2 separate regions of the Homo sapiens genome follow, and region 1 is linked to region 2. The links are chromatin loops, found by intact Hi-C in ENCODE. Cell type or tissue: gastrocnemius medialis. All regions are shown on one strand. Each heading gives the region's core, and the rest is flanking DNA. Links, peaks and the distances in the headings are about the cores only.

Evidence for each region. Hi-C counts contacts between places; a loop is a spot of excess contacts. Peaks named below come from ENCODE experiments on the same cell type or tissue, not always from the same donor. Only the 100,000 strongest peaks of a DNase experiment are listed, where the experiment ranks them.
Region 1: a loop joins it to region 2, with 2.1 times the contacts of the local background. A loop is called at or near these places in 16 of 110 quality-filtered maps.

The regions. Positions count from the first base shown.
Region 1 is chr1:117,817,093-117,828,180 of GRCh38, reverse strand. It overlaps LOC105378929 (a long non-coding RNA gene), which reads left to right and starts at 6,380. Exons shown (of 3, transcript XR_947744.3): 1 at 6,380-7,381; 2 at 10,286-10,900. In gastrocnemius medialis, for the core only: no CTCF peak of the experiment used is centred there; DNase peaks (open chromatin) are centred at 2,590, 6,240 and 6,970; H3K27ac peaks cover 5,313 bases.
Region 2 is chr1:117,889,911-117,900,998 of GRCh38, reverse strand. GDAP2 (ganglioside induced differentiation associated protein 2) reads left to right here. Exons shown (of 14, transcript NM_017686.4): 7 at 1,783-1,942; 8 at 4,010-4,166. Among named protein-coding and RNA genes, the nearest start is that of GDAP2, 34 kb to the left of the region's middle. In gastrocnemius medialis, for the core only: a CTCF peak has its summit at 5,296 (motif pointing right); no DNase peak of the experiment used is centred there; H3K27ac peaks cover 981 bases.

The DNA.
Region 1 (11,088 bases), core at 2,141-10,140, 73 kb after region 2:
ACCCTGTCAGTATCCAGATCATGTTCAGGTGGCAAGGGTCTTCAAGAAAGACACTCTCCAAAAGACACTTTTTTTCCTCCCTCCTTTCTTCTGCTTTGAAGAGTGTGCCGTTAATCAAAATCTATGTGGTTTATAATCTTCACAACCTCCTCTGGAAAAACTGACCTCTTTTTCATATAAGATTTAGCTTTAGATAGTTAGGTTTCAACTGGGCTGGGAAAACTTTTCTTAACAGAGAGTTTCTCCCTAAGCAAATAAAGAAGCTGAATTAACTGTTTAAAGTTCCTGAGTAATAATACCACTGCTATTATAACTTGTGAAATGGTCCTTCTTCCATCAGAGAGAACAAACAGCTCTTAGACACCACCAGAACGATGGTTTTCAAAGTGTGGACCCCAGACTAACAGCACTGCCATCTGCGTCTCCTAGCACCTGTTAGAGATACAAATTCTAGGGCAGCATTCCTGACCTACTGAATGATAAACTCTGAAGGTGGGGCACAGAAATCTGTGTTTTAAAATGCCTTTAAAGAGGTTTTGATATACACTCAAGTTTGAGAACCACTGCATTAGAGAAACAGAGAAATGTGGAGCCACAGAAAGTCTGAGTAGAGGAATTAGGTATGCACCTGATCACATGATGGATGGAGAAAGGAAGGCCACAGAGAGAGAAGGTGACTTGTCCTAGAAGACACAGAGGACAGGTCACCTTTTGGTCTCTGGGTTCTCCCTCCCTTCCCAAAGGAAGACTCAGATTTTTCTTTTGAATTATATTTTTCCCAGAAGTTTTAGCTGTTCACTTTCCCATTAACTTTTAACAATTTACTCCATGTGTTTACATAAATCTGGTCATTTTATAGTGTAGAAAGTATATGACACTGAAATGCTCAAGAGATCTCAAAGAGAATGTGGCTTAGGTTGGGTTCCCTGAAAGCAGACTTGGTGACAGAGACTAGCATGCAGAAGGTTTATTGGGTATGTTTCCAGAGATGCACTTACAAGGATAGGTGGGGGAGAAATTGACCCTTCATATGTTGTAACTGAGGCCTTACCAATGCTACAGGGAGTGCTGGAGCTGAGATGAGCCTTCAGAATTGTCTCCTACTAAAGCCAAGGGCCCAACCATTGTATCTCTGCATCAGGCAGTCATTGGCTATTGAGCCATGCCTGGGAGGGGCCTTAGTCTGGAGCCAGATAGTTCTCTGCCAAGGTCATTGCCTAGGAAGGGACACAGCTGTGAGCCATCAGCAGCTGGAGGCTTGTGCCTCAGCCCTGAAGTGGGGATCTGGACACAATATGAAAGTATTGTCCACAGAAGGCATTCCAGATTTGGGATGGTTGGGGCAGGGTCAGAAAAAATCACCTGCTGAAAGTAGAGACAGAAAACCCCAAGACACGATATCAAAAGAATCTGATCCTAAGAGAAAATGTGTTGCTCATAAGACTAAAATATTTATCATCTCTGCTAAATGCTCCAAAATCTAGTAAAGAAGATGATGGTATGTGCCAGAGCTTTCCAACAGATCTGTCAGGGCCAACTGATGAGCAACAATGAGTCACAGATGTGTGGGGATTTTTACTTCCTGTAGATCTCAGGGTGGCAGAACAGGACCTGGGATGGCTAGAATCCTTCTGTCAATTCATACACATATTGTTGCATGAGTGCATTATTTACAAAAAATTAGAAAGCCCTAGCTTATAAAAGAAGTTGTCATCTACCCAATTGTGCCCTATTATATCTGGCATCACAGATGGTCTGCATAAATACTCTCTAAACTGGTGGGTGACCTCAAGCACTGTGCCAGGGTGAGAGCCCTCAAATTCTGAGAACCAGTACTTTTTATTCAGAAACGTCTCCAGAGCGCAGAAAGGCAGTGAATCCAGCTACTCTAGAATGATGAAATAGCCTTATAAACAAGAACACTCTTGAAACTTTGCTCTGCTTTTGTCTACATCAAGAAAATCTCCTTTATATTTCAGCATCCCAAGTAAGATTATTTATCCTCAGGGGCACTCTCAGAAAAGGTTGGGCACTTATGATCCTACCTGATACCCTCATTGATAAGTCTGTATTCATTTGTCAATCAGGCTCTTACTTAGAGAATCAGCTCCCCATAGCCTTCTTATCTCTGAGGAACTTAAGGAATTAAGTTCCCAACCCAGCAAACCTGAGGGCCAACTCCTGGCTCATGGTGACCTTAGGCAATTTACTTTCCCGGCAGCATCATTTAATGATTTCCCTAAAGGAAACATCTCACACAGAAGGGACTAGCCATGGGGAGACCACTGTTTTGCCACTGGGTACCTGAAAACTTCATCTGTCCAGATCTGAGCAGGATAAAAAGGAGTTTGGAGTCAGACATCTGGTCAGTGAGGCTTTTGCTGGCTCCCTGTGAGAATAGCTGAATCCCTGTGGCACCAACACTTAGGTAGCATGCTCTGCAATCACTGGTCCTGGGGACAGACTAAGGGAAACGCTGAAAGCATACTCAGAGGGTCAGTTCAGATGGGAAAAGTAGCTTTCCTAAGGTTGTAGGGGACAAAGGCTGCTTCCCACAGAGCCTGCCTCAGGGGTTTGGAACCGGCCAGGGCAACAGGCCAGGTATTTCAAGCCTGTTGCAAGACCATCTGGGGAGACTGGATGGAGTTGGGATTTTGTTCCTGCACCCCATCTTCCCATTCTATCTCTCATCATTTTGTAGGGAAGAAACACTAGGTCTTCCCTGTGTGGTTGTGAGCTTTGACCCAAACCCTTGAGCTACCTGGCCCCAGAGCTGCCCCAGGATTAGATCTTAGGTGTATTTCAAACTGTTTTTGTCTTCCCACTGGGCTATGGGAAACATGGCCCTCTTGATTTACTTTCTGAGGAGAAAACTGAGAAGTAGTAGCGGACTGAATACCTAGCATCTCTACCAGAGGTTCCCACTTAGTGGCAGGAGAATTCCCCATGTACCTAACACGCATACAACAGTTTCATTCTGTAACACTAGAGAAAGGTGTGCTGGCCTCCTCTCATGTGATACCATGGGGTTTTCTCTGACAGAGCTCTGGGAAAGTCTGACCAATGTTTTACCTGACCTGCTGGACCAAGGCCACTGAACTGAGGGAAAAAGAAGTGGAAAGGGGAGAGAGCCAGATCTAACTATCGAAATTTAGCCTGAGTGCCTGTCTCCAAGGAAGGATTCTACTGGGACTGTTCAGCCAACTTCAGGGAGAGAGGTGTTGTCCCTATCTGGAGTCAGCCAGAGCCCACTCCCTAGTGCCTTGGAGCAGCCAACTGAACTCTGGTATTTGCTCTCACTGTGCTTTTATACTTTGCCAATCGGTTCCACCCTAGTCCTGCTGGGAGACAGAGCAGCCACTGCCAAAGACTTTGTCTTTCTTAACCACAGTCCCCATAGCATCCAAGGACCTCTGGCTCTGAGGTCCCACCAAATCCCTGGCTTCCCTGGGACAATGCCAGAGGAATGCTATCACTGACTTTGACACTGACATCACCACAAGTTGTTGCTCTCAGTTAAGGCAAAACTAGCTTCTATAACAATCTTCCATCTCTCAGTAGCATAAACACAGTAGATTTGTTTCTTGCTCATGTTAATCCCAATCAGGTACTCAATGGGTTGCCTCTCATGTGATAATTTGTGGACCGTGGGCCCAAACTCCTCCTGGTTGGAGGCCTAGCTATTTTCTTGAGTCTTGGGGTCCTTTGCCTTTAGCTGGAAGACAAGAAGAGAGAAGGTAGAGGAGACATACCCACTTCTTAATCAGTTTGGTCTGGAGGTGACACTCATCATTTCTGCTTACCTCCCTGAGATGGGGACTAGTCTACTTAGTCCATGTGGCTCTACCCAGACACAAGGGGAGTTAAAGAGTGTAGCTCCTGGCCAGAGCACCCTCTGCAAGACCTCATTATGAGAATGGAGCACAGACCTCAGAGCACAGAGAAGTGATGCCTGGCAGTGGCAAACCAAAGAAACTGAGGAAATGGGATACATTACTGGGTGTGAGTGTGAGAAAAGACATGGAACTATAGGGAAGCTAGAGTTACAAAAGCTCCAAGAGAAGGAACAAAGATGAGGAGAGCCACCTAAGTTGGAGCTCTGGAAGAAGGAGAAAAGGTTGGAGCAGCTGCTATAAGATGTGAGACTTTAGAAAGAGACTACATACAATTATTGCTAACTGTTGTATGGTATGATTTCTCCCCTGTCAAGCTCCAGTGAAGGTTTTGGGGTATGAAAGGACAGAGGACAACCTAGGGTTATTGAATTTAAATAGTTTAAAATCAATAGCTATTTTAAAATTAGATAGTGGTGGTGGTTGAACACCTTTGTGAATATACTAAAAGCTACTAAATTATACATTTTAAAGGATGAATTTTATGGTATGTGGATTATATATGAATAAAAAATCGTATGAGAAAATGATAGCTACCATTTCTGGATGCTTCTTTTGTGCCAGGTACTTTACACATTTTGATAATCTCAAATTCTTAGTTTAACTGAAAGGTAGGTATGAATGTCTCTGTTTTATAGATGAAGAAACTGAGATTCACTGAGGTTAAATGACCCAATGTCACACAAATGGTAGAGCCAGAATTCACACCCAACTCTGCCTGGCTCTGAAGCTGGCTGGCATTCTCTCCACTGCCCCTTGTGGCTCCCCAACAATAATCACTGTCTGTATTGAGCACCAGATACTGAGCACTTTGACTATAAAACTCAAATTCCCTCAGCAATCCTGGGAAGTTAACAATATTCTTGACTTTATAAATGAGGTTACCAATGCTTGGAATTGTCAATAATTGCCACAAACTCAGCTACTAAGTGGCAATGCCAGTAGCTGATTTCAAATCCTTTCTGATTTCAAAGCCCTTCAACACGCTTTCTTTTGGGAGTCCATCAGCACTCCTCTATTTACAGTGGCAAACACATTTCTCTCTATCTTCTTAACAAACCTTGCTTTTCACTGCCTGATTCAATTCAGCTCACTTTATGGAGTGCTTTTTAAGTGATAAGTATTAGGCTACGATGGCTAGTCATTGCTTCTTCACTAGTTGAGGTCCATCTCCTTTTTCAAAGTTGGATTCAAAGGTCCTTTCTCTATGAAGTTTTTTCTACCCAACTGTGTTCACATTTATTCCTTAAACAGGAAGATGATTGATTTGATTATACCTATGCTACTCAAAGTGTAGTTTTTGAATGAGTCTAGTCTGAGATGGTTGTTGTCAGTTCATGCAAGATAAGTAAAGAAATGGAGTGTAAGTATTTAGAAACTATCATAGCAATTTAATATTGCTATAATATCCAACTGCATAATCAGCAGGCTCATATTTTGTCTTTTTCATTTTTCTAGTAATTTATTTTTATTGTATTTTACAAAAGAATCAGTCTGCCACAGATTGGAAATTCTTTTAAAAAACAATCCTGTACCACAAATAATTTGAGAAACACTGATCTACAAATGGCAAATATAGGCCAAGTCTGGCCCACCACTTAATTTTGCAAATAAAATGTTATTAAAACACAGTCACAGCCACTTATTTACATATGGTGTATGATTGCTTCCATGCTATAATGGCAGCATTGAGTAGTTGTGACAGAGACCACATAGCCCACAAAGTCTAAAATATTTGTTTTCTGGACCTTTAAGGAAAAGGTTTACTGACATCTGATCTAGACCACTTGTTCTCAATCATGATTACACTTCAGGAATTCCTGGGAGACATTTTAAAAATACCGATGGCTGGGTTCTGTTCCCGGGGATTCTGATTTCATTGGTTTATGGTGCAGCCAGTGCAGGTCATTTTAATGTTCAGCAAAGTTTTAAACCACTGATTTAGATCAGTAACTTTCAACTTTGGCCTGGAATCAGAATCACTGAGGATGCCAGGGATTCACTCTCAACCTACTGTATCAGAATTCTGGGAAGTGGGGCCCAGGCATGCTTGAATGTGTTTTTGTTAAGTAAATCCTCTGCAGGTAATTGAGATGTTTAATAGGGATTGAGAGACACTGGTATCAACCCAAGAGCAATGATTTTTAAAACTGTTACATATATCTAAATTACATGAAGAGGGTGCTAAGAATACAGACTACCAAGCCCCACATCGAGTGAGTCTAATTCAGCAGGTCTCAGAGAGATGTGACCCAGGAATGTGTATTTTTAGCAAGCTGTAAGAAACATGGCTGTGCTGCAGCCAAGCAGGCACAGGCTGAGGTAAACATCCTGCATGACTCAGCAGGATTGGAGTGCAGGCACACATTCTCATGCCTTATATAATCACAGCTATCTAAACATAACATAGAGAAGCTCATGACCTGGCTCTCAGCCACTATTGTTTGTAAGGTGTATAAATGTAACACTGACACTGAGAAAGAGCTGCTAAATAAAGCCATATCTCATCTACCTGCTGTCTCTCGAGTGTTCTTCTAGCTCCCTGCCCCCTATCCACCCACTCCCCTCAGACCTCAGCTGGGGCTCGAACCTGACAATTGGCATAGTCAGCAGGATGAGGTGAGTGGGTCTTCATTCCTTGAGGCTTCCAGGTCAGCTCTGTGGCCACAGCACGGGCTGTGGTACCCAGTGGCAGAGGTGCTGCTTGGATGGGCCCCAGTGGAAACATAGGAGGCAGTGGACTGGTCTCCCACGAGTGTGGAGAAGGCACTGGAGCAGCTGGAAGCACACAGCTTCAAGAAGGAATGCACTTTTGCCGGCAGAGTCGATGGGCATTTCTGACTGCACTGTGTGAAGTATATACTCAGTCCTTGCAGGACACAGTGCAGGTAAGGGATCTTCAGACACAAGCTAAGTGCCTGGGGGCCAAAATGCACAGCTTGTAGTACAGCCTGGGGATGAAGGACTTCCAGGCTCAAGCAGGGTGCTTAGAGGCCCAGATAAACAGCCTGGAACAGGAGTTAGCAACAGCTGTTAGTGCGACCTGAGCCCATCCTCCCAGCCGGACACTCTCATTGGGTCTGATGCCGAGGAGGAGGAGGCTCTTCTGCTGCTGGCTTGCCCCATGATCCATCAGAAGTAGAACGCAAGCAGCCAATGGAGCCCCAGGGGAGAGCCCAGGGACTCCCACAGTGGTGGAACACACCTCTTATAGTGCTTATAACCCCACTGAGTTGTGTGAGTTAGGTAAACGCGCCGGCAGCCCCTCCCTGCCTGGTTACTCCATCTTTGGGACAAAGGAACTGACAACATTCCCTGCTCCACCTCTGATAGAGAAGCTGGCTTCTATCACAACTCACCCCTCCCTTCATTAGTGGCTGCAGCTGTGCCAATGGTCAGCACAGGGACAAGATGACCACACTTTAATTGAGTGGCTAATGGGAGCCACATGGACTGTTTGGAATGATGCCAGAGAAATACCAGAAACTGTGAGTAAATGGCAATCATATACTGATTTGGTGCAGATACTCTAGGAGATGGGTATGCAGCAGGCTGTGTTTGATCTGAATACCTGGGGGCCAGATGATAAATGCTTTGCCTCCCACATGAGGGATCTGGTGCTGGGCTCAGCATCCCCAAACTCTTTTGGCTCTCTGGCCTCTGTTCTCACCCTATATGTGGGGCACCGTATACATGAAGTGACTACCGCTATGGCAGCCCTTGGGGAGGCAGAAGGCCATTGGCAGGACCAGGGACTCCATGCCATAAAGAAGGGAAAGTCCATGCTGTAAAGAAGGTCCACAGGTAACTATCCAAGGATATAACAAGGGGCCCAGTGGGTGACCCACAAGCCAATGTGGTTTGATTTACTTTCAGCTAGGGTTGCTCAAGAGACACTTGACGGGCAACCCAGTGAAATGCTGTTGGCTCTGTGGAGGCAATTTTCCCCAGAGCAACAATTCTGGAAAATGCCCAAGAAGGGGCAAAACAGTTGTTCAACCTAATCCTGTCTAGACACTGCAGCTCAAGGACTATTTGCAGACAGGCGAAGATATGGCACCTTTCTTGTTTGATTAGGGAACTGGCCAAGATGCCTGGCTTTGTGGGAGTTGGGGAGTGGATGACCAGAGGCCACATGTGGAGCTGGCAATCCACTGCTCCCCAACTAATGTACAGAGGGTCTTGGCACTGGTAGATACTGGTGCAGACTGCAGTCTAGTTTTTGGGAACCCGGGTAAGTTTCTGGGCAAAACTGTATTCATTGACAGTTATGGGGGCCAATCAGTAAAGGTGAAACCTGTCTCTGCATCTTGGCATTGGCCGCTTGGATCCCCACCTATACTCTGTGTATGTCTCTCCTATACGTGAATATTTTCTGGGGATGGACATTTTGCATGGTCTGGATTTACACCTCACGGCCAAAGAATTCAGACTCCAAGTTTGCATAGTAAAGCTGGTACTGCGTGGACATACACATCACCAGTCCCAAGCTCTGCCACAACCCTGATGGGTTACCTCCACTCATCAATACCATTTGCCAGGGGGGCATACAGAGATAACTAAGACTACTAAGAAGTTAGATGAGGTGTAAATAGTGCGTAGCATTGATCGCCCCTACAATTCCCTGGTATGGCTAGTCAGAAAGCCTGATGGAACTTGGCAGATGACAGTGGATGATTGGGAACTGAATAAGGTGACACCTCCTCTGCATGCAGCTGTACCCTCCATCATGGATTTGACAGACCACTTGACAATGGAACTAGGACAGTACCACTTTGTGGTGGACTTAGCTAATGCATTCTTCTTCATTGACATTGCTCCAGAGAGCCAGGAATAGTTTGCCTTCACATGAGAAGGATGACAATGGACTTTTACCATACTGCCGCAGGACTATGTGCATAGCCCCACCATTTGTCGTGGTCTTGTTGCCATGGAATTAGCTGCCTGGAAATGTCCAAAAGGGGTCCTCCTGTTTCATTACATTGATGATATTATGTTAACCTCTGATTCTCTTGCAGATTTAAAAGTGGCAGTGCCCCTCTTGTGGCAACATTTGGCAGCATGTGGTTGGGCCATCAACAAATCCAAGGTCCAATGGCCTGGATTATCTGCGAAATTCTTAGGAGTTATTTGGTTGAGTAAGACAAAGGCCATACCAGAGGCCATCATTGAGAAAATCCAGGCATACCCCCGACCCACCACGATGAAGCAGCTGCAGACTTTTGTAGGCCTCTTGGAGTATTGGCGGCCATTTGTGCCCCATTTGGCTCAAATGATAAAACCATTGTATGGGTTATCAAAAAAAGGGGCTACCTGGGATTGGGATAATGAAGCTGGAACAGACCTTCTGGCCGCCAAGTGGGCCATTCAGCAAACACAGGCCTTACAAGTAATTGATCAGGGGTGCCCATTTGAACTTGATGTACATGTAACCACAGACGGTTTTGGCTGGGTCCTATGGCAGCGCATGGAGTGCTTTAGAACGCCAGTAGGTTTTTGGTCCCAGCTGTGGAAGGGAGCTGAGCTCCAGTACTCATTAATACAGAAGGAATTAGCTGCTGCATATGCTGCTCTTCAGGCTTATGAGACTGTGACGGATTGGGCTACAGTCATCGTGCAGATGAGTTACCCAATAGTCGGGTGGGTACATTCCTGAGTAGTGACCCTCCAGACTGGGACAGCACAGACAACCACTTTAGCGAAGCGGGGTGCCTACTTGGAACAGCAGAGTATGCTGACTACAACTCCCTTAGCAGCAGAGTTACAAGAAGCCTTGGGGCCTATAGTCCTAATGGAAGATAAGGCCATGGGGCCTGAGGCACCCCTAGACCCTGAGCCATCACTGTTAAAGAAAGGGTATCCTCTCGTTCCTGATGGGGCATGGTATACAGATGGGTCCAGCCAGGGTGCTGCTGCTGCCTGGACTGCTGTGGCAATCCAGCCGACACTGACACCATATAGTTTGATACTGGGTGTGGACAAAGCACCCAGTGGGCTGAACTCAGAGTGGTTGAGGATGGTGATTCCCAGAGAGGAGTCACCTATGATACTTTGCACCAATAGCTGGGGAGTCTATTGAGGTTTAACTTTATGGTTGACTACCTGCAAGTTACAGAATTGGCTTGTAGGCCATCAGCCCATTTGGGGACAAACTATGTGGCAAGACCTCTGGGAAACAGGTCATCAGAAAGATGTAACTATCTATCACATGTCAGCCCATATGTCTTTGGTCACTCTGGTAATGATGAGGCAGATGCCTTGGCCAAGGTCAGGTGGTTAGAGTTGGCACCTATATGAGATGTAGCCTTGTGGCTACACAGGAAACTGGGACAAGCGGGGGTTAACTGATGCAACAGGTCAATAGGTGCTGGCATCTGTCTTTGCCCTCACAGGACATTTTGGAGGCCTGCCAGAAGTGCCCAGCATGTGCTCAAGCATACCTGAGACAAAGACAACTGCCCAATGTGACACAACAAGTGACAGTAGGGCAGATGCCCTTGACCAGATGGCAAATAGATTACGCTGAGCCACTGCCAAAATTGCAGGGCTACACATATGCGCTGATGGCTGCAGACATAGCCACCGGCTTGTTGCTCATCTACCCTTGCAGGTTGGCCAACCAGCAACACAGCATTCGAGCCCTGCAACACTTAAGTGCCTTATATGGCCTTCCTCTGGCCATCAAAAGTGATAGGGGAACACATTTTACTGGACATCAAATACGACAGTGAGCACAGCAGATGGACATACAATGGGAGTTCCATGTTCCTTATAACCCACAAGCCGCTGGCATGATTGAGCAATATAACAGACTCCTGAAGAACAGGTTATGTTTGCATGTTACTTCCCCATCCTTGGGGGCTGGAGTTCCAGGTTGGACCTGGTGCTTCAAATCTTGAATAAGTGGCCACAGAAAGGCAGCCCAGCCCCGGTGGAGGCACTGTTACACCAGCCCGCTGCCCCCATCCTGCTACAGATACACACCAAGAATGACCTCCTCCGACCAGGTATGGGGACAAATGGTAATCTGTTGTTGCCTGCTCTGGTGCCCCTGAAGGGAGGGGAACAGAAAACCTGGTGTTGGCCATGGACCCTCCAAGCCCTCCATTACAGATGATTGGCTATTGTAGCCCCCTTAGGGGAGGGCATGCAGTATGACTTACATGTGACTCCTTGGGTATTTAATGTGTGGCCT
Region 2 (11,088 bases), core at 1,461-9,460:
AACCTCCAAATCCCAGGTTCAAGCCGTTCTCTTGCCTCAGCCTCCCAAGTAGCTGGGACTACAGGCACCCGCTACCACCCCCTGCTAATTTTTTGTATTTTTAGTAGAGACGGGGTTTCACTGTGTTAGCCAGGATGGTCTTGATCTCCTGACTTCGTGATCTGTCCGCCTCGGCCTCCCTAAGTGCTGGGATTATAGGCGTGAGCCACCGTGCCCGGCCTTTTTTTTTTTTTTTGAGATGGAGTCTCACTCTGTCACCAGGCTGGAGTGCAGTGGCGCAATCTCGCTCACTGCAACCTCCACCTCCCGGGTTCAAGTGATTCCCCTGCCTCAGCCTCCCGAGTAGCTGGGACTATAGGCACGCGCCACCACGCCTGGGTAATTTTTTATATTTTAGTAGAGACGGGGTTTCACCATGTTGGTCAGGTTGATATCAATCTCCTGACCTCGTGATACCTCCACCTCAGCCTCCTAGAATGCTGTGATTACAGGCATGAGCCACTGTGCCTGGCCCTGTATTCCATTTTTATGAAATGTCCAAAAATAGGCAAATTCATAGTGACAGAAAGATTAGTAATTGCCAGGTGTGGGAGAGGGAGGAATGGTGAATGATTTCTGATGGGTTTTAGAGTGATGAAAATGTTCTGGAATTAAATAGTGGTGGTGATTGTACCCCCTTGTACCCCCTTTGTGAATACTGTCTGTGAAAAACCACTGAAACTGGGTATGGTGGTGTACACCTGTAATCCCAGCTACTTGGGAAGTTGAGATGGGAAAAATGCTTGAGTCCAGGAGTTTGAGAACAGCCTGGGCAGCATAGCAACACCTCATCTCAAAAAAGAAAACGAAAACAAACACTGAATTTTGTACTTTAAAAGGGTGAATTTTATGGTATGTGAATTCTGTCTCAGTTTTTTTTTAAAGATTGTATCTCAGTTTTTTTATAAAGGCTATAAAGATGATGTCTGCAATCTTATATATGTATTTAAAAGATGATGCAATACTATGGGCAACACAATATGAAAATGAAAGAAAATGATTTCTTGAATGATTTCATTGTCCTAGGTGATTCCATAATTTTTTTGTTACTATTTTATTTCAGTCTTTTTTAGTATAGTTTGTAATAATTGATGAGTAATTCTAGGTAATGAGAAAACAATTCCTAGGAAGATGAAAATGCAAAATGCTTCAAGATATAGGACAAATAAGAGCACTACATGCCTTTAATGTATTGCAGATTTATTAGTCCAGTGGACCAATCGATATGGGAATTACAAGATAAGATGAGTTTTATTCTGTTTGGTTTTTTTTAAGTAAAATTCATCTTTTTTCTTTGAAAAAAACTTTTAAGAAAGAATAAACATCATGAAAGAGAAATCCTTCACAAACAACTCAGAAGCTAAACATGGTTGAACGGACCCTGATGGCACACTGAGGGTTAAGGAAGTAGCTAGCATCTGAGCCAAGTCTTGAGAGACTGGTATCATTAGGAAGTGAAGGTACGGATGGGGACAGGAGTGGCAGGACTTATGCATTCCAGGTTCAGTGACCTGGAATTGTTAGGATGGGCATCACATTTAACTTGGCTAGATAACAATATCCTTATCTTTAACACAAAAGCTGATTGAGGGTTTCAGACAGTATCGAGTCTGAGCTCAGAAGTGGTAAAGTCTTTATTCTTGATGGAGGTTGTCTTCACAGTGTATGAACAGCACTAAGTACTGCTGAGGTCTTCTTTGTTTTGTTCTATTTTTCACAGAATGTCTTGCTTTTCTGACACAGGGTACTTACCAAAAGCTGCTACCTCTCTACTTCCCAAGGTCATTAAAAGAGGAGAATCGATCATTGCCCTACCTACCTGCAGATATTGGAAATGCAGAAGGGGAGCCTGTGGTACCTGAACGACAGATTAGAATAAGTGAGAAACCTGGTGCTCCAGAAGGTGAGTTCTAGAGCTCTAACTTTTTAAATCTCCCTCTTAGGGCCAAAAATAGGCACCAATCACCAAAGAAGTAAGAAATTCAGCTTGACCTTTGGAAAGCTCTCTATTACCATGACTACTATCAAGACCAGTTTAGAAGTTTTCAAGTTCTATTCTTGAAATTAAAAATAAAAGTATAGCTAGATAGATATACGTCAAGTCTGTGTTAGACAGTGGGGATTAAGAGGTGGCTATAACAACATTCTCACCCTAATGGAGGTTATAGTTTCATGCAGAACACTGTTGAGATAGTAAAGTACGTTATTGTCTAACATTTTAAACAGCTTTCAGTATCCTCTAAAAATCATACTTAACATTAAATACTAAGACAAGAATATTATAACCATTCATTTTGTTTCTTTGGGTTATATACTGTTGTAGGTTGGAGCAGTAGGTAGAACGTGTTAGGATGGGGGCCTTCTGAATCTGCTCTGTGTGACATCTTGTAGTGATGTTCATGTGTACATGTTTAAGGTCTTAAGTCCCTTCTGTGGAGATATGCCTCACAAGCTTCAGTGCTGGGACTGAGTCTTGAAATCCAGCAGTTTAGGGAATTACTGTGAAATTCCTAGAGTGAACATTTCTTTTAAAAATGAGCACCAAGCCAAAATCTTAGGAAGCAACTCAAGATTTTATCACAAGTACATAAACTTTAATCAACTGGAGGGAATTATAAGTGGTCTAACATCAGGAAATGTGAAATATCTGGAAACCAAACTTTGCTGAAGGGGTAGTCATGCACTTTGGGTGAGCCTCCAGTATAGTATATCCTTGAAATAATGCAAAGAGTTGTTTTGAAATCCTCATGCCTGTGACTACCATAGAATTTTTCTTTCATAAAATGCATTTAGTGTGATAATGAGTGGTGAACAGCAAAACCACTTTGAGTGCTGGACAGTAGATAAGACTAATTAATTTGCAAGAAGATTCTCTTCTGTCCACCATTCCCAGAGTGTTTTATTTGCATTCATATCTCAGAAAATACTTTTTGTGATAGATGTAGGCCTTAGCATTCTTAAATATTTTCAAGTAGAATGTTAAATCGTATCTCAGAAAATACTTTTATGTTATAGATATAGGCCGTAGTGTTCTTAAATATTTTCAAGCAGAATGTTAAATCTGTTAAAATATATATAACCAAGCTTTACTTGAGGGGTGTTTTTAATGAAAGCAGGCCCTTCCAATCTATTGGCCTGTCAGTTTGAGGAGCAGTGAAGTAGACGTGGGGAAACTCCAGCTGATTGTCCACCAGGTTGGAATTCAAGTGCTGGCATTGCCTTGGGAATTTCCCCATGGTACGACGTTTGTTTTGTTTTGTTTTTGCTTAACAGATCTACCAAGACAGTGAATACCACACTAAGAGATAATCTGTTCCCAAGAGACTGATTTCTACTAATCCAACTCACAGTGTTTGTATGGACAGATTAGAAAGTTAATTTATTAATTTGTAGTGAAAACTATAACTCTTATGGACCAAAATAACTAGGTTGGTATGACAGTGTAGAAAACCAGGATGCTAAATTATAACTGAAATATTTCTTAAGGAATGTGGATCATACTCTGTGATCCTGGTACATCCATGTTGGGATGTCACCTTACAGAAGAGCATTTATGCAATCAAATGCTTCCTCCTTCAACAGTGCTATATAAACCTTCCCAAATGCTTGTTTTTTATACTTCTTTTTTGTCAGATGCTGTGCAATGAGCCATCTTTAAAGCCAGATACAATCTATTTACTTCTGTCTTTTTGTGTGTGACTACATTCTACTCTTTTCTTCCTAGGGTTACACCCAGGTCACCCTGATTGGATTTCACATATTGCTAAAACCTTTGTCACACATGGACAGGCAGTTTCTTTCATTATTTCAGCTTTACAAATGCCTAAATCTGATTACAGTTTCATTCTCAAAAATAACCTTGACCCCAGTTTTTTGAGTTACCTCACTGTCATCCTTACTGCAGCATTCACAATGTTTACTATCTAGTTTTAGCATAAGCTCTCTATTGATAGTTGCATTTTTGTTACAGATAACCAAGAAGAGGAGGATGAAGGCTTGGGAGTTGATCTCTCTTTCATTGGCTCTCATGCTTTTGCTCGAATGGAAGGAGATATTGACAAGCAAAGAAAACTGATCCTTCAGGGACAATTATCAGAGGCAGCTCTGCAGAAGCAGCATCAAAGAAAGTAAGACAACCCTTCAGGACTGTTAGATACATAAGGACATCAGAAGCAAGAAAGGAACCTTGCATCTGATGCATGAGCTACGTGTATATATAATGCATTCCAATTTATTTTTCATGACAATCAGTGAGGAAGATATCGTCCTCATTTTGGAGGTGCAAAAACTCAAAGTTAAGAAAGTTATCAGTGGCCACAGTTAATATGTGGTGAAACCAGTGGTCAGATACATGTCTGATTTCAGAGCTCCTACCCTGTCTACTACAATAGTAATGCCTCCATGCGAGGTTTATATTCTAAAAGGAGAAATTAGAAAAGGGAAAGGCAGTTATAAAGCTTTTACTTAGCTCTACTATGTTTATAATTAAAGCATAATCTACAGTTGAATTAAATTTAAAAGAGCCTTATTTCTCCCTGACTTATCCGAAGGACCTTACAAGACATCCAAACCATTCCATTTCTTCCATATGTCTTCTAAAGCAATTTTGAAGGAATCCTTTTAAAAACATAGAAGCAGCTTTGTACTTTTGGGTAAGCTTTCCCAAAGATCAAGTCTTTGTAAAGCTGGCTGCTTTTCAAAAAAGTCTAAAGAAAATTAAAGTAAACAAACTATAAATGTCTACTATCCATTACCTTATAGGGTTGATGGAGGGTTAGCACCTCATAGGGTTTTTGTGAGCATTAAATGAGGTAATGTAATGAGCTTTAGCACAGAACCTGGTACTTGTCAAGCTCTTAAAATTGTTCACTGCTGTACTGAGCAAATCATGGCTTGTTTTATCTTTGAGCTTTGGTACTTGCCATTCCTTTTGAATGGGCTACTCTCATCCTTCAATTTCTGTCCAGATTTCAAAAGCAGTTGCCTCTGGAGACCTACCTCCCAAGTCTGGAACAGATGCCACCTCCTGTATGCTTTTTTCATACCCTGTACTCACCCAAAGCATAGCATAGCATTTTTCACGCTGTATTGTAATGATGTCTGCATGCTATCTGTCTCCACTGATAAAGTGGGAGTTGGACTACATGAACTCTCCAGTCACTTTCAGAACTAGTATTTTGTGTCTCCTCAATCCCAGGTCTTCCTTTATTCTGATTTTAATTTGAAAAACAAAAGCGTATGAGCCACTAGGGGGCACCAAGGAACAGCTTTTCCAAGTGAGGCAGTCACAGTCAAATGATACTTTCAGTGGTTTCTAAACTTGGCCATATGTGTAAGACTCATCTGATGGACATTTTTCATTAAATACGGTGCCTGGGCTCCTCACATTACTGGGATCTGGGACTTCTTTAGTATCGAGTCTCCTTTGCACTCTTAAAAATTGTTGAGGACCCCAGAGAGCTTTTGTTTTTATGGGTTGTATCTATCAATATTTATCACATGAGAAATTATTTATTTATTTTAAAATAACTTTTTTATTGAGAAAGATAGCAGTGTTTTTTTTTAATCTTGCAAATTGTTTAATGTTTGATTTAATGGAAGACAGCCAGATTGTCCTATCAGCATTCAAACTGCTGCAGTAAGTTGTTTTGACTAATGTATATGAAGAAAACCTGACCTCACTGAGATTTTAATTGGAAAATGGAGGAGTATTTTAACAGCCTTTTAAAATAATTGGGATATTCTTCTTTGATACTATACCAGAATTTGATAAATAGTAGTGTTTTAAAACATAGTTGTAATGCAGAATCTCAAACTGTATCCATGAATTTTTTTAATTCTATTATATTAAAATGTGGTGTTCTGTACTTTGGACAGATTTTATAATAGGAATGTATAGCATGACTTTATAACATGATACGTTAGCTTTTTGGAAAGTATTGATTCATTGAATTATTCAGAGCTCCAAGTATTGACACATTTCATTACACAGTATCAAAAAATTATATTTGTTAGTATCGATTGTATAGTATCACCAATCTCATCAGAAAAGTATTTAATATTAGGAACTGTCAAGCTTCTGATGACAATAAAAATGTTTCAAATATGTATATATTTAAAGCTCAAGTTTTATCATTGGCAACAAATACTGTTGATTATTTTTCTTGAAATGTCAGGGTCACTTTATTCATTTTTGGGAAAACACCTGCCACATATTCATGTTGAATAACTACAGTTTGCCAGTCATTCTTTGAAGTAAAAATGGTGTTGCATGAAAAAAAGCAACTAGTCCAGCTCACAACTCAATCAAATAGTGCTTTTCTTCAAGGCAACTTCACACTTCAATATGCAGAAGTACTTTATGTGTTCTTCCATTTTGTCTTCCATTAATTTAAAAAGATGGGTTCTCAAGAACTGATTTAATAAAATTAATAATCTTTACTTCTACATCGAAGACATTCTTAAATGCAGCTGGCCTTTTTTGTTTATTGGTGCCACTGCCTTGATTTGTGGTAAGGCTATTACCAGCTGTTTTTACCCATTAGTTGCTTTTGCACTATCAATGTAAATGTCTATGCAGTGAAAAATGCAAATAATGTTATTACAAAAATAGTTTTAAACTTACAGCCTCCTAAAGGCATTTCAGGATCTCTTTAAGAAAAAAATTGGCCAGACATGGTGGCTCATGCCTCTGTTCCCAACTACACAGGAGGCTGAGGAGCCCAGGAGGTGGTGGAGATTGCAGTGAGCTGTGATCACACCACTGCACTCCTGCCTGGGCGAAAGAGAGAGACCCTGTCTCAAAAAAAAAAAAAAATGTTATTGAGACTTATTTTTCTTTTTCATTCACATTCTCTCACAGTGTTCAATGGAGTTTTCTGGAGGCCACTCACTATGTGATATTACAGTAATTTAAATGCAGACGCACATATGAGAATCTAGCAGAAATTAAAGAGATTTGCAAGTTAAAAAATACAACTCTTCTCTAAATACAGCTTTTTTAAAAAAAGTTATGTTCACAAAATAGGTTTTTCATTGTTTTTAAATTAATGAATATTTTTTAAATTTCTCTGTTTTTATTTCTAATGAGAACTGGTAGATATAAATGACACAAACAAAAGATGTTTAAGGTCCTCAATAATTTATAAAAACATAAAAATGTCTGTGTTTTATATAGATATATTTTGGTCCTGAGACCAAAAAGTTTTAGAATTGATGGCTGTTTATTGAGGAGTTTATGATATAACTAAGCTATGTCAACTGTTTGCATGCTCAGCCGTATTTGAGATTGTAGGTTGTAGTTTTTAAAATTTCTTTCTCTTGATATTTCTAAATCGGGCTTTTATTTTCACATATTGAGTCTGGCTTCTGTTGATTATGTTAATTAATTAGGTTGAACAAATGTAAAAGTAAGTAGGTTTTTAGTTAGTAAATATCTTTTCAAAAGCCTTCAATTCTTCCATCAGTAGCGAAACTAAAGGTCACATGGATTGGCAATAGTTTTATGTCACTCCTTTCGTAGCACTGCCTTGTCACCTCAGTATCTCTTCAAAATAATTGTTTTTAACATGAAAAATTAGACGTGCTTTCTAATCCAGGTCTGTCATCCAGTTGTGATTCTGATTTGGGTGTATCATAAGGTAGACATTGGTTTACTTACCAAAATTAGGAAGCAACCTAGATACTCTTTTTCAAAAATACTGCTTTTGAAACTCTTCAAGTTATTTTACAGGAAGATTTCCTTTCCTTTTTTATTAGTATTACTTGACTGGCTTAAGATTCAATTGCCTGTGACTCTTATGTCATTTTTCTCAACAAAATCATTATCTTTTTCATTATTAAATACTTATTAAGCTTTTACTAATGTGCCAAATGTTGTGCTGGATACTACTGGTAATAAAGTGACAAGCAAGACAGATACAGCACCCGCCTGCATGGAGCTTAGGGTCTTGCAGAGGAGAAAAATGTTAAACTAATTAGTATATGAATAATTGTTTAAATTACTGTACAGGGTCAATAAGAGGATACAACAAAGATCTTAACTAAATCTAGGATGGGTCAATTGTATAAGGTCTGGGAAAGCATCTGCTAATTCCAAAGACAGAATTTTCCCTGGGCGATGATTATACACAGATGGGTTAGTTATTAGTCTTTTAAGAGTGATACAGTTTAAATTTTTTTTGTCATTCAGCTGCTGGCTGTACAGGTGGATGGTAATTTATTAACTGGAAGAAACTGGCTTATATTAGCTTTGTGAGAACAGTGTCCAACCTCAGTTGGTTGCAACCCATTGAGAAACTAATTAGTGTTTCTGCATTTAGAGCACTGTAGTGGCTATTTTTTTCTGCCATTTTGACATATTTTGTACGATTATTTATCCATGATTATTATATTTACTCATAAAATAATAGAAGTTTGTTTATTTGGAATAAGAAAGTACTCTATATAGGATATTTAGGAAATATCCTGTAGGAAACCCAGAAACTATTTTGAGTTCATATTTTCCTTTTAGCTTTGTTTTGATTTTTGGATTGGAACAAAAGATTGCATGTCTTCCTTTAAACAAAACAAAACACTATAGCAAAAAGTGAGGTGCTGTTTATAAGAAATGTAATAGAAAACATGAAATATTCTTTGAATAATGAAGTTTAGAAAAAAAGGAGGGTATTGTCTATTGAGTGAGAAGAGTAACAGTCTTTTTGCTTTTACTCTTTCTTCCCAACTGGTGATTTTTTTAAAATAATGACTAAATAATCAGACTTACACAATCTATAGTGGTAATGGCAGAGACTTAATTAGAATAAAGAAGAAACCTGATGAAGATTGCAATCATGAGTTGTTGCATGGTCCTTAGAAACCAGAACAGGACCAGTGTCTCAGCAGTGATTCTAACCTTTTAAAAATCATGAACCCTTTAAGAATCTGATGTAAACTATAAACTTCTCCCCACAAATATGTTCATAGAGATTTTGTCAACCAAAGTCTATCTTTAGATCTCAAGTTGTTAATCATCAATCAAGGTTTAAACATTTTAGAGTTTATACTAATTCTGTGTTCACACTATGGACAAATCAACTTTAGATAGATTAAGGACTTAAATTTTTAAAAATTCTGAAACCTGTGGAAGAAGTTAAGCTAGTATCCTTCAAACCTTAGAGAAAGGGAAGATTTTTTTAAAGACATGAAAAGCATTTACCACCAAAGAAAAAATAGTTTTGACTATATTAAAATTAAGAACTTTTGAAAGTAGAGCCAAGCTTAAACAAAGTAAAAAGCAAGTTACGGAATGGGGGCAGATATTCACAAAACACACAACAAATGATCAGCATCAAGAATGTGTAAAGAACTACAACTTGGTGAGAAACAATCAAATAACCCAATAAAAAATGGAAAAATGATAGGAACAGGCATCTCATAGAATCAAGTCAACATGAGCAGAATCTCAACCTCATTACTGACCAGAGAAATGCTTTACCATTTCTAACCTATCCAACTGGCAAACACTAAAACATCTAATAGTAGCAAGTGTTGGTGAGGACAGGGATTCACAGTCTCATATGCTTCTTATAGAAGTATAATTTGGTGCAATGCTTTGGAAAAGAGGTTTGTCCTTATCTCCTAAAATTAAACATTCCCTGTAACCTAGCACTTTCACTCATTGGTACCTACTCAAGAGCAATCATGCACATGTATACCAGGAGACACGCAAAACAAGTTGATTGTAGCCCTCTTCACAATAGCAAAACCCTGGAAACAGCCCAAGTGCCCATCAGTGAGAGAGTGAATGAAAAAAATCTATAGTTTTTATCTAGTATGAATACATGATATATACAGATTAAGTATGCCATATCCAAAATTCTTGGGACCAGAAGTGTTTCAGATTTCTGATTTGTTTGGATTTTGAAATATTTGTATCGTACTTACCAGTTGAACATCCCAAATCCCAAAAATCCGAAATGTTCCAGTGAGCATTTTTGTTTTAATTGTTATGTTGGCACTCAGAAAGTTTTGGATTTTGGAGCATTTCAGATTTTGTATTTTTGGATTTGGGATGCTCAACCTGTGATTGTCCAAATCAATCAACGACATTGAAATCCAGTGATACGGATGAATGTTAGCAATATGATAAGTCAAAAATGTAAGACCCAAGAGATTACATACAGCATGATAAGCTTTTTTAAATAGTTAGAAACAAACAAAAAATAATGTCTTACATTGACTACATGTAGATGAATTTAAAACAATATAAAAAGGAAAGCAATAAATGATTAACCTGGAATTCCAGATAACGGTGGGAAGTAGCACATGGTTAGATGAAGGTTATTGTGAAAGTGCTAATTTTTGTTATAGTGGTAGATTTTAGGGTGCTTATTACTTCATTAAAGATAAATAATTATATAACTAGTCTTCTAAGTGGACCATGCATATACCAGTTATGCGAGTGTTTTCAATTAAAGATGATGTATTCCATTTTGTACACCTGAGTTCCAGTTAAAAAAAATTTTTTTCAGAGTTCATTGAATATAGATAGATATAGATATAGATATAGAGATTGAGTGTCAGGAACTACCCTAGGAATTGGCTAGAAATGAGAGACAAATATGACATATTGTCTATCTGGTGGTCTAATGTAATAGAAATAGCCTTTTCAATAAGTGTGTAAAATCTTGCACTGAACATGGTAGAAGTCTTTGGGGATACAAAGAAGGGAGCATTTGTTTCTACGACATGTCTAGAATTTGCCTCCACTCTGCTCCTTCTCACCCCACCTCCTTCCCCACCACCAGTCCCCTTCTCAGCATACATATTTGATTGATAGAGTATTTAGACTTCTGGTTACCTGTCTTGTTCTTATTACAAAGTTAATTTTCTTCGTACTGTAATATGTCTGTCTCACATATGCAACCTTAAACTCAAGAGCCTTTTTTAATTCATCTCAGGCCCCAAAATACCTTACATAATACTCATGTTTATTATTTCATTTAGCAAAGAATTTAGTACCTACTATGATGCAAACACTGCATTTATTCAATAAATCTTTGAAAAATG